Regions from separate parts of the Mus musculus genome. Here region 2 is linked to region 1. The links are chromatin loops, found by intact Hi-C in ENCODE. Cell type or tissue: left cerebral cortex. All regions are shown on one strand. Each heading gives the region's core, and the rest is flanking DNA. Links, peaks and the distances in the headings are about the cores only.

Region 1 (5,471 bases), core at 145-5,144:
ACATAGGTGGCTGGAGGACGCTGTAAAACAAATAACTTACATGACACAAAATCGGCCAAAGGGGCACGAGGCTGAAGTGACCGATAAGATGGAATCTTTGTGCCTTGCTAAGCTCTGGACAGACCCAAGAAGGCTCTCTGGCTTCCGCTCGCAGCCAGTGCCTCCAGAGCGTGGGAAGAGGGCTCACCTGGAACACCGTCAGGAGTGCTTGCGGAAAGTTGTCAAAGGTGCTTCGCTTGGTTTGAGTCTCGTCAAAATTAAACTTCCCACCAAACAACTGCATCCCCAGCAAGGAGAAGATGATGATGAAGAGGAAGAGGAGTAACAGCAGAGAGGCGATGGACTTCATGGAGTTTAACAAGGATGCCACCAAGTTGCTCAGGGAGGTCCAGTGCCTAAGAGTCAAGAGAAGGGGGGTAAGGCCAGGGTCCTGTGAGGGAGGGGACAGCCGAGCAAACGCCAGCGCACCCACGCCTTTACCTGGTCACTTTGAAGATTCTCAGGAGGCGCACACACCGGAACACGGAGACCCCCAGGGGAGACATGAGCTCCAGTTCCACCAGGATGGTTTCGGTGATGCCCCCACACACCACAAAGCAATCGAAGCGGTTGAAGAGGGAGACAAAGTAAGCCTGGAGGCCCAGGCTGTACATCTTCACCAGCATCTCACAGGTGAACAGAGCCAAGAGGACTTTGTTTGCGATGTCTGGAAAGGCAAGGGGCCGGTGTATTTTGAGTCTCCCTCTGGCTCTCCGTCTTCCTTCACCTTCCCTTTATCAGTGCCCACGGCAGATGTAGATGGCCTTATCCTGTCTCCTTGCTGCACCAGCAACGGGGAACATCCTTGTTGTTGGGCACACCCCAGCTATGAGTCTGTACAAGTATTCTGCTTTTTTTTCCTACAACTCAATTTCACCGACTATAAAATGGTAGAAGTGCTCACTATGTGAATTTCTGGACTTCTCACCACTAAACTCTTTGAAGATTTTGCATTAAGATCATACTATGCTTTTTTAACACTCCTATCTCCATACATACTTCCTCATACACAAAGACAAAATAAATAAATAGATAAACAATTGAAACCAACATTGATGAGTAACCTCTTATAGCACCCTAGGGTCAGGTTTTAGTTTTTATTTATTTTTGCTACCTGTATGGGGGACTGTGTATGTGTGTATGATGAACACATGCATGTAGGGGTGACCATATGCTGGCGCCAGATAAGATGTTGCATGTTCTGCTGTATCCATCTCTGCCATATTCCCCCGAGATACCCTCTCCCTGAACCCAAGCTAGTCCTAGTGATCCTCTCTACCCCAAGGAGCTGGGGTTCCAGACATACATTGCCAGGCCTAGCTTTTCACACGGGTGTTCTGCGGACCTGAAGTCAGCCCTTCATGCTTACACAGCAGTTACTCTGCTTACCCAGTCATCTCCAAAGTTCCAAAGTGTGTGTGTGTGTGTGTGTGTGTGTGCACGTGTGTGTGTGTAACAAAAAATGATGTCCCACAGGCTGAGAGTAGCAGAAGCGAATATACAGAAGGACAGCTCAAGAATTCTAAACTGTCCGGTCTAGAACGGGCTCTTTTGGAGATGGCCTCTATGTACCCCTGTTCTAGTCACTTAAAGTAGCAGAATCAAAATTACTGACCAAATATACTAAAGTGAGGGTAACTCTTCCAATATGGCAGGGAGAAGTGCCTCTCAATTCCAAAATTCCTTGGTCCTGGGCTATCTCAAGTTTGGGGCCTAAGTTAGCGGACACTGCATGGTGTGAGCTGTACATCTGTCCCAGGGCTTGCTTGAGTCTGAATGGTTCTTTACCATCTCAGTTAGTCCTACTAACTTATTCTACCACAGCTGGATACTGACCAGCAGTTAGCAGTTAGCTACTGACAAGCATCTCAAATTCAGAACAGAAGAACACCTTCCGGCCATACCTTGAATCTGTGTCAGCCAGTCTGGCTGATTGTAATGCTCAGAGGAAATAGTTAAAGTGTTGAGAAACACCAGGACAATCACCAGCCAGTAAAACGTGACAGACTTCACGGCAGCCCTGCACCTCCTGCGATTGAACCGGTTCCAGCGACGCCATCGACGGCTGAAAAACAAGCAAACGTTGCTCCCTAGACCATGGGTGAGTATGGCATCTCAGAGGCCGACCAACTTTACTGAGTAATAAAGGCTGACTCTATAGCGTAGGCAGGAAAGACAGGACCCAGCAGCACAGAAGTGAAGAAGAGGCCCCATGATGTAAACTGCTGGTCTGAACATATAGCTCTAAAAAGTATAATTGTGAAGGAATCGTGCTCTCACTTCCCCTCCGCTGGCTATAAATAACTGCAGGGTCTGACATATGCAGCCTGCAAGTGGGTTAGAGAACCCAGACATCCACAGACTCACGAGCAGATTCAAGGCTGCACCGGTACACACACGAAGCTCTTGTAGGCACCGTGTAGCTTGTGATCTGTGGAGGTCGGTGGGGCAGGACCACTCAGCTTAGTATATGTGTCTTGTGTAGCAGCTTAGTCGTTACAGAGAAACGATTTGACAGAGAAAAACAGTCCGTGGCCATAGCTTTCTGTTTAGGGAAGCCTTTAATCCTTTCTCAGGTCTCTGCCGTTCCTCTGGCGCCTCGTAGGTGTCAAAGCTGAGTGGGACATGTGTCTTCGTGCTGAGTCACCAGGTGCCCTTCCTAACTAGCAATGCTCAAAATATACCTTTAGGAGAACATCCAATATTGAGTCGTGTTTTCATAAAAATAAAATGAGCAGAACCAAACAGACATGTGACATGTCCCCGCCCACCTTCCCGTCTCTGTTTGTAATTAGAGGAAGACATTTTCTCCCTCTGCCTGTCTCCTTGTGGAAAACATTCTCCATCTCCTTGCCACAAGAGGACAGTTACGGACCACAGACCTAGAATCCAGGAACGAACCAGCCAGGCTGCAAAGTCCCTTTTCTCCTGGCCTTGCTTGCCTCAGTGTCTGGGAGGAGGGCACTTCCTCTAGGTATGACTTAGGAGGAAAATCTAAGCTGCCTCAATGTAGCCCCAGCTGGCTACATTGTAGCCCCGGCTGACTTGGCTGTGTTGCTATGTCAAACACATAGAACCCAGGAAGGCTGCAAAGGACAGGCTTTGAGTAGATCTGGATCCAGCAAGTTGTGCCTTGTTTTTATTCTGCTCTGCAGTTTTCAATGGGACAAATGGCACAGATAACTCTACTGAGGACTCTTAATAGCTCACAGCTGAGTTTCCTGGGATACATGATCCCATACACATAAGTAAGGTGGTCCCAAAATGCTATGCTTGGTGGGTCTACCTTGTACAGCAGTGATAAGCTACATGTGACTTCAACATCGAAGACCTCAGTGCTGTATCCCCTGGAAATGTGTAACACCACCAGCCTGACTCTCCTGGGCTCGATTATGTGTGGGTGGTATGAAAGTCTGCACTCCTGAACACTGGCTATGTAGGTGTCTGGTGCCGGTAACTGGAGATGCATATGGTACAGTTCCAGGGTTGGTGGCCTTGACAGGCATGAAGGGTGGTGGACAAATGACAACTGCAAAATTTACACCAAGTCTAGTCCCAGCTTTAAGAGAAGGGCTGGACCTCAATGATTAAGAGATTTCCTGAGGCAATTGAAAGTCTTCACGGAGGACACTCCAGGCCAAAGACCCTGGAGACGAAGGCACCAAGGCAAGACACCTATGAGGACAGGTCAGTCCAGAATGGCTACAGAGCAGGGGAGGAGTCCAGAGGAATGTTAAAGGCTGAGGCAGGGGATGAGAGGCAGATGCTAAACTAGGAAACAGGGCTGTGGTCTTTTGTAACAGAGACCCACAAAACAACTCTGTACTGGCTAGTTTTGTGTCAACTTGACACAGCTGGAGTTATCACAGAGAAAGGAGCTTCAGTTGAGGAAATGCCTCCATGAGATCCAACTGTAAGGCATTTTCTCAATTAGTGATCAAGGGCGAAAGGCCCCTTGTGGGTGGGACCATCTCTGGGCTGGTAGTCTTGGTTCTATGAGAGAGCAGGCTGAGCAAGCCAGGGGAAGCAAGCCAGTAAAGAACATCCCTCCATGGCCTCTGCATCAGCTCCTGCTTTCTGACCTGCTTGAGTTCCAGTCCTGACTTCCTTGGTGATGAACAGCAGTATGGAAGTGTAAGCCGAATAAACCCTTTCCTCCCCAACTTGCTTCTTGGTCATGATGTTTGTGCAGGAATAGAAACCCTGACTAAGACAAACTCATTAAGTTTTATTCAGACTCAGGTTGAGATAAAATTACTTGCAGCAGGTTTATTCTTTTTGAGGTCTATGCTTAGTCGGAATACAGACCACTTCCATCAGTCATGTGAGTCCATTCATGCCCCATCCCCAGCTCAGGACTACTGGTCTGTCTTCTCTGCTCACTGCTGTTTACTAACCAGAATCATCATATGTGTCATTTCGAGGCTTCATTTTCCTCACCCCAAAATGTTTTTGAGATTCATCAGTATTGCTAACATTATCAGTAATTAAAAAACAAAACAAAACAACCTAATGTTGTGTGTGTGCATGTGCACATATGTGTGTCTTGTGTAGGGTGCACATGCACATGGAAGTTGGGGACAGCTTGGTTGAGTTGCTTCTCCTCCATCTTTATGTGGGTTCTGGCGCTAGAACTCAGGTCGCTTGGCTTGCACAGCAAGCACCTTTCCCACTAAGCCCTCTTAGTGGCCCTCTCAGTAACACTCCCTTCTCCCTGTCACTGAGAAGTACTGTACCACATGGATAAATCACAACTGATCTGCTCACTGTACCATTTGATGGACATTGGGTTATTTCTACTTTAAAATAATTATGAATAAACCCACTACAAACACATATACTTTTAGTGTAAGTTTCTTTCTCTTACATAGATACCGTATAATTAGAATTGCTAGGTCATATCATTACTGTAGCTTTATAAGCGACTACTAAAGGCTTTTTCAAAATGATTGTGTCATATAACATGCCTGCCAGCACTGCCCAAAACACCCAGCAATGTCCTCCTCATTTCTTTGCTTATATACCATGCAGCTTTCTTCTTGTGAACTGTGTGCTGGAACCTTCTTTCCACTTTTATAGGGCTGTTTGCCATTAATACTGTCTCTCTACATATTATTTTCTTCACATATTAGATCACATATTAGATTACATATTAGATCTAGCCTTTTATCAAATATGACTTGCAAATATTTTGATCAGGTCTGTGGCTTATTCTTTTGATTTTATAATAAAATAAAGTTAGATGCTTTAATTCTTATGGGGATCAATCTATCATTTTTCTCTCATATGGATCATGTCCTGGGCAATGATCTTTAAGAAGTCTTTGTCTAACCTGTGGTCACAGTGCTTTCTCTCCCGTTTTCTTTCGGAGTTTCTACAGGGTGAGGTTTTATTTCTTAGTTTTATGACTACTGTTTGCATACAGCAGGGAA
Region 2 (5,471 bases), core at 272-5,271, 330 kb after region 1:
AACCCCAGTCCTCTGGAACAGCAGCGAATGTTCTTAATCACTGAGTCATCTCCCCAGACCCCCAAAGGAAATTTCTTTACATTACTCAATATCAAAGTTTGCTTACAATAAATGTCACAGAAACTAAGTTTAAACAAATTGATTCAACTATATATCATTTAAAACTTGTAAAATACCATTTTTAATAAGATGAAATTCTCATAACATAAAACTTGCCATTTTAACCATTATAAAATGTGTGATTCAGTACAGTCATAGGATTTTGCAACAAACACCACTGCCCAATTGCAGAATATTTCTTCCCCACCAGATGTAGTGGCACATGCCTGCAGTTCCAGCAGTTGAGAGCTGAAGGCAAGAAAATTGGGAAATCAAGGCCAGCTTTGACTATACTACAAGTTAGAAGCCAATCTGGGATATAAGGGACTTTGCCTCATAGATATGCCTATTCTGAATACCTCGTGTGTGTGTGTGTGTGTGTGTGTGTGTGTGTGTGTGTGTGTGTGTGTGTGTGTATGTATGTATACTATATAGCCTTTTCTGTTTGGCATCTTAGCATGATGCAGTCAAAATTCACCCACTGCCCACTGCAATGTCATGTATCAGAGCTTCGTTTCTTTTAGTGTTTGCATAATCAAATTACATAGATCTAGCATGTTTTCTTTATCTGTACATCAAAGGATAAACATATGGGTCATGTCCTCCCTTTGGCTGTTGGGAATAAAGCTTCTATTTAAGTATCTGTGTACAAGTATGTGTGCGAAGGTATGTTTTCAATTTTCTTGCACATGCCAGGAAATGGGATTTCTATGTTATATGGTAATTTCTATGTTATATGGTAATTTTAACATCCTGAAGAACTGCCAGATTATTTTCCAAAATGGCTACAACATTTTGGGTCGCAATGTATGAGGCTCCAATTTCTCCACATCTTTGTCAGCCCTTACAGTCTGATGCTATCATTATTGTTATTATTGCTGTTATTATAGCCATCCTAGTAGGTGTGAGAATGGTATCTCACCATGATTTATTTCCCCAGTGAGAATTACATATGGTCAAAAATATTAGCTGCTATGATTTTATATATAAATTATATTACACCATAAAATGTAAATGTGTATATTAAATAAAATATCTATTTATATATTACAAATGAGTTTTATCACTTTTAAAATACAGCTTGTAATTGTCCTCTCCATCCTCTCTTACCTGTAGAAGAGTAGGCTCTCTACAAGCAAATGAGCGAATGATAGTTTAAGATAAACAGCCATGTGAAGTGTCTGAAGGTTAGAGAGGGAAACTAGAAATGTTAGAGAAGCTAAAGGCAAAAATAAGTTTCTCAGTCTGTGGTTAAACTCTGGCCACTTGTCAACTAGATCTACGTTTCCAAGAGCAAAGCAGTTCACGTCTTCAGGAATGTTTAACGCAATGTCTTCCTGATTGCGCCCTTCTCTGCTGGGAAGGCAATACAATATTGTCCAAAAGAAACGAGGATTAAGAAACCTGAGTCTGGGCTCTGATTTCACCACTAACTCTGTAACCCTGGAGATCTGCTACTTCCCTGCCCTTGGTATTCTAACAGAGGGAAGGACAGAGCAGGAGAGGGAGGGAGGAAACAGGAGAGAAAGAGACAGAGCGGAGAAGGAAGGAAAGAGGAGAGAGCAGGAGGAGGGAGGGAGGGAGGAAGGGAGGGAGGGAGGGAGGGAACAGCGGGCAGGGAGAGAGAAGGCAAGTGCGGTCAGTCAGATGATTAGGGACTGCACGCTGAAATCTCTTTGCAGCTCTTCCCAGCCAGCGTTTGTATCTGTGCTTGCTAACCTTGTTCATAGCAAACTCCTGTCACATCGGCTTCAGTGAGCAAAGAATAATGCCCCAAATAACCTCCTCTCCTCCTGCAATCTCTGCCCAAGAATTGGCATCCATACATCTGGAGGAGAGGAAGTTTCTATGCCAAGCTCACAGATGGGGATGCATGTTGACTCCCCAAGGACCTCAGGGAAGATGTGCAGAGCAAATGTCCCTTGGAAATCACGACATGAGCCCATAGGTCGGAGGAGCTGTGTTGTTAGAAGATGCAAATAGAAGGCTGCTACCATTCCACACAGTGTACAGTCAGCCAGTGTACATCAAGCAGAGACGAACCAATTGACTAGGAACACAACAGGGCACAAAATGAAGCCCTTGTACTCATAAGGTCTGCAGGCAAGTGGGGAAGGATTTCAATAAAACAAACATGTGTGCAAATGTGTATACATGTAGATGCATTATGTACACATATGTGTGTGTACCTGTGTATGCATCTATATGTGTGTGTGTGTGTGTGTGTGTGTGTGTGTGTGAAAACAGTTAAAGGAACAGAAAGTTGTATTGAGAATATGGAAGAAAAGTTGAAAGCAAGTTGCAATTATGAACAGTGCATGTCAGGTACAGATATAGCTCATTTGACCATGTTACCTAGCATGCCCAAAGCCCTGAGTTCAGTTTTCCTGTATCTCATAAACTAGGTATGTGATATACACCTGTAACTCTAGCACACGGGAGGTGAAGTCAGGAGGATCAGAGGTTCAAGGTCATTCTTGGGCATGTAGCAACTTAGAGACCAGTCTGGAATACATAAGACACTGACTCTAATTAATCAGTGAGAGTGGAGTTGCACTTGATTAACTAAGTCACATATAAACAAAGAACTGAACAACAGGGACAAGAGGCATGTGGAGAAGAGCACTCTAAGCAGGACAGTAAGTGCAGACTGTGAGGTGTGTCTCTGAGATGAGTGAGGAGGTCACTGGGGCTGACTCAGGTCATCAAGGCAGAGACTAGCGGGATGGGTCTGACGGCGTGAGAGCAAAGCGTTGCTCGCAGGATGGACAATGTGTGCGCTTTGGCTTTTATTCTGAGCAATGTGGTGATCTACTGAATGATTCTTAGCAAAGAACGCCATGACTTAACTTGTCTTAAAACAATCTCTAAAGCTAAGTATGTCCATAGAGGTGGTGGCAGAAACTCCCGTCAGCTGTTTATACATTACCCAATGGGCTAGGGAGACGGTTCGATGGATAAGCACGCTGGCTATGGAGACAAGAAAATCTGAATTTGAATCCCTAGCACCCACATAAAAGCTGGCACAGCCATGCCTGTAACTCTAGCACGGGGGCGGGGAGGAGGAAGGGTGGGCAGAGACCGACAGGCTGATCCTGGGAACTCACTGGCCAGCCAGAGTAGCTGAAACAGCAAGCCTTCCTTAGGTTCAGTGAGAGACTTTGTCTCAAAAAATAACCTGGTTGGCCATAGAGTAAGACACCTGAATCCTTCTCCAGCCTGTCTAAATACACACACACACACACACACACACACACACACACACACACACCTTTATATACACTACATCCACACAACACACATGAAAACAGATAGGCTTCCCTAAGCACAAAAAGCATCAAGGAACAAAATGAGGAACTAGGTTCTGAGTGCATTTTGGAAGAAGAGCCAGCAGAATGTGACATAGATGCAATGCAGGGAGTGGGGGTGTGAGGAAGTGAGGCATGGCTGCTAAGTTTCTGAGCCGAGCAACTAGAGAAGCAGCTGTGGGTGGAAGACATTGGAGGCAGGGGGTGACCCCCAAGGTCAGTTCTGGGCATGCTGACTGTGCAGTGCATGTTGGGAAACAGAGAGGAGATGAACAAAAAGTTCTGGAAGTAGAGGGAAAGTCCTTGCTAGGGGTATAAATTTAGGAGTTGATGACGTCATTTCCTGGCTAAGCTCAAGTGTAGGAGTTAATGGCAATGTACAGCATTTAAATCTACAAGCCTGGGGGTGCCTGGGGAGTGCTGGGGAAAAGAGATCCCTCAGCTGAGGGGTAAAGGCTCCCCAACATTAAGAGGATCAGAAGAGAAGGAGGAGGCATGGAAAAAACTGAGAGCTGTACCCCAAGACAGGAGGCATAGGAAAGAGAGGGTGCTCAGAAAGGCAGAAGAAGGAAGTGGGGGCTGTCCCTGATAAAGATGGGAGCTCAAGGTCGTGTGCATAGTGCTGTCATTACAGAGATGTCAGGGGTGGGCAGATGCAAGCAGGTGGCAGTGGATCGATGGCTTCGGGAGCTAGGGCTGAGCACTGGAGTAACACGCAGTGAATCTGGCATATCCTTTGGAGATTAGGAAAATATTCTGGGATTAGAAATTGCTGATGTATCCACAGATTTATGAATGAATGAATGAAAAACCTAGCTGGATGTGGTGGTTCGTCCCTATGAGCCCAACACTCAGGAGGACCATAAAGTTAAGGCTAGCCTGGGCTACAGAAAGAAACCTGTCTCAAAAAAGAAAAAGAAAAAATACTAAGTTGCACGCTTTAGAAAAGTGAGTCTCATGGGACATAAATTAGACCTCTTTTTTAATATGCAAAACAGTGAAGCCTCTGGCTTGACCATGGGATGTAGCTATGTGGATAGCAATGGCAAGAGCTGCTAGTGGTCACTAGCTTGATGAGAAGGAGGGGAGGAGAATGGTGACCTCAGAGCACAGATGTTAACATAACAGCTGGGGTGTAACAACACACGCCTGCTATGCTGAAATGTGTTCCCGGAGGCTTGCAAAAAAGGAGCTCATATCAAACTCACTATTTTGAGACTGGTAAATAAGGGGAGGAAATTATCTTGAGGTTGATAGAGAGATAGAGGAGAGCCATTGGAGAGAGAAAACTTCAGCAAAGAAAACAGTACAAGACAGCCCAGAGATGGGACAAAAGGAGACCTTTGGGAAAGGGGAATTTTCTGGACCAATGCTCTAGTGTGAGCATCAGACAGCTCCCTCAAGCACAGCCAACAGTATGATCTCCCAACAATATTATGCCAGAGAAAGGGATTTCTTAGCAGAGAAAACCTGTCACCTAGTTTGCTACATTCAAGGGATGCCAAGACTCATATGAACCTGCAGTACTTCCCGTGCCTAGGGACTCAGCCTTGAAAAGATTGCTTTCTCTGGGCCATGATTACTCTTTACCAATAACATCTCCACTTCACCTAAAATAATCTACCACAAGGGCCTTTCTGTGATCTTGAAAAACTATGTTTAGCTTTTTAAAGAGGAAATAATACTGAAATCAAAGTCCATAACCCCATTGCCCAGACACCGTTTCTCTTCTCAATAGACATAGTGTAATAAGTAGAAACCTCCCCTACCATGCAGTTTTATTCTCTATAGATAACCACAGCTCTTTATCTTTGAAGCAAAAAAAAAAAAATACACCTCTTATAAATAGTTGAATTAAAATTTATACACAAAGCCAGGATGCTCCAATTCTCTACCTTGCCCCTTACTGTTTCCTATCTTGGCAGTCCTCGCCAGCCCATTTATTTGAATGGTCACGGTGCACTTTTAAAAAGTGCTTTGAACTTTATCGTATCTAAGTCTCATCAAAATACAGTGAGAAAAGAATATCTCTATTTTGCAGACAAGGAAACTGACCCAGAAGGA

Evidence for each region. Peaks named below come from ENCODE experiments on the same cell type or tissue, not always from the same donor. Only the 100,000 strongest peaks of a DNase experiment are listed, where the experiment ranks them.
Region 2: a loop joins it to region 1, with 6 times the contacts of the local background. A loop is called at or near these places in 35 of 42 quality-filtered maps.

The regions. Positions count from the first base shown.
Region 1 is chr14:30,122,839-30,128,309 of GRCm38, forward strand. It overlaps Cacna1d (calcium channel, voltage-dependent, L type, alpha 1D subunit), which reads right to left. Exons shown (of 47, transcript NM_001083616.2): 12 at 1,944-2,104; 13 at 481-706; 14 at 188-395. Among named protein-coding and RNA genes, the nearest start is that of Gm52106, 53 kb to the left of the region's middle. In left cerebral cortex, for the core only: no CTCF peak of the experiment used is centred there; DNase peaks (open chromatin) are centred at 2,354, 2,697 and 3,398; H3K27ac peaks cover 2,293 bases.
Region 2 is chr14:30,454,494-30,459,964 of GRCm38, forward strand. 4831407H17Rik (RIKEN cDNA 4831407H17 gene) reads left to right here and starts at 3,543. Exons shown (of 4, transcript NR_131095.1): 1 at 3,543-3,623; 2 at 5,449-5,471. It also overlaps a transcript of Cacna1d not described here. In left cerebral cortex, for the core only: no CTCF peak of the experiment used is centred there; DNase peaks (open chromatin) are centred at 3,128, 3,590, 3,723 and 4,985; H3K27ac peaks cover 2,240 bases.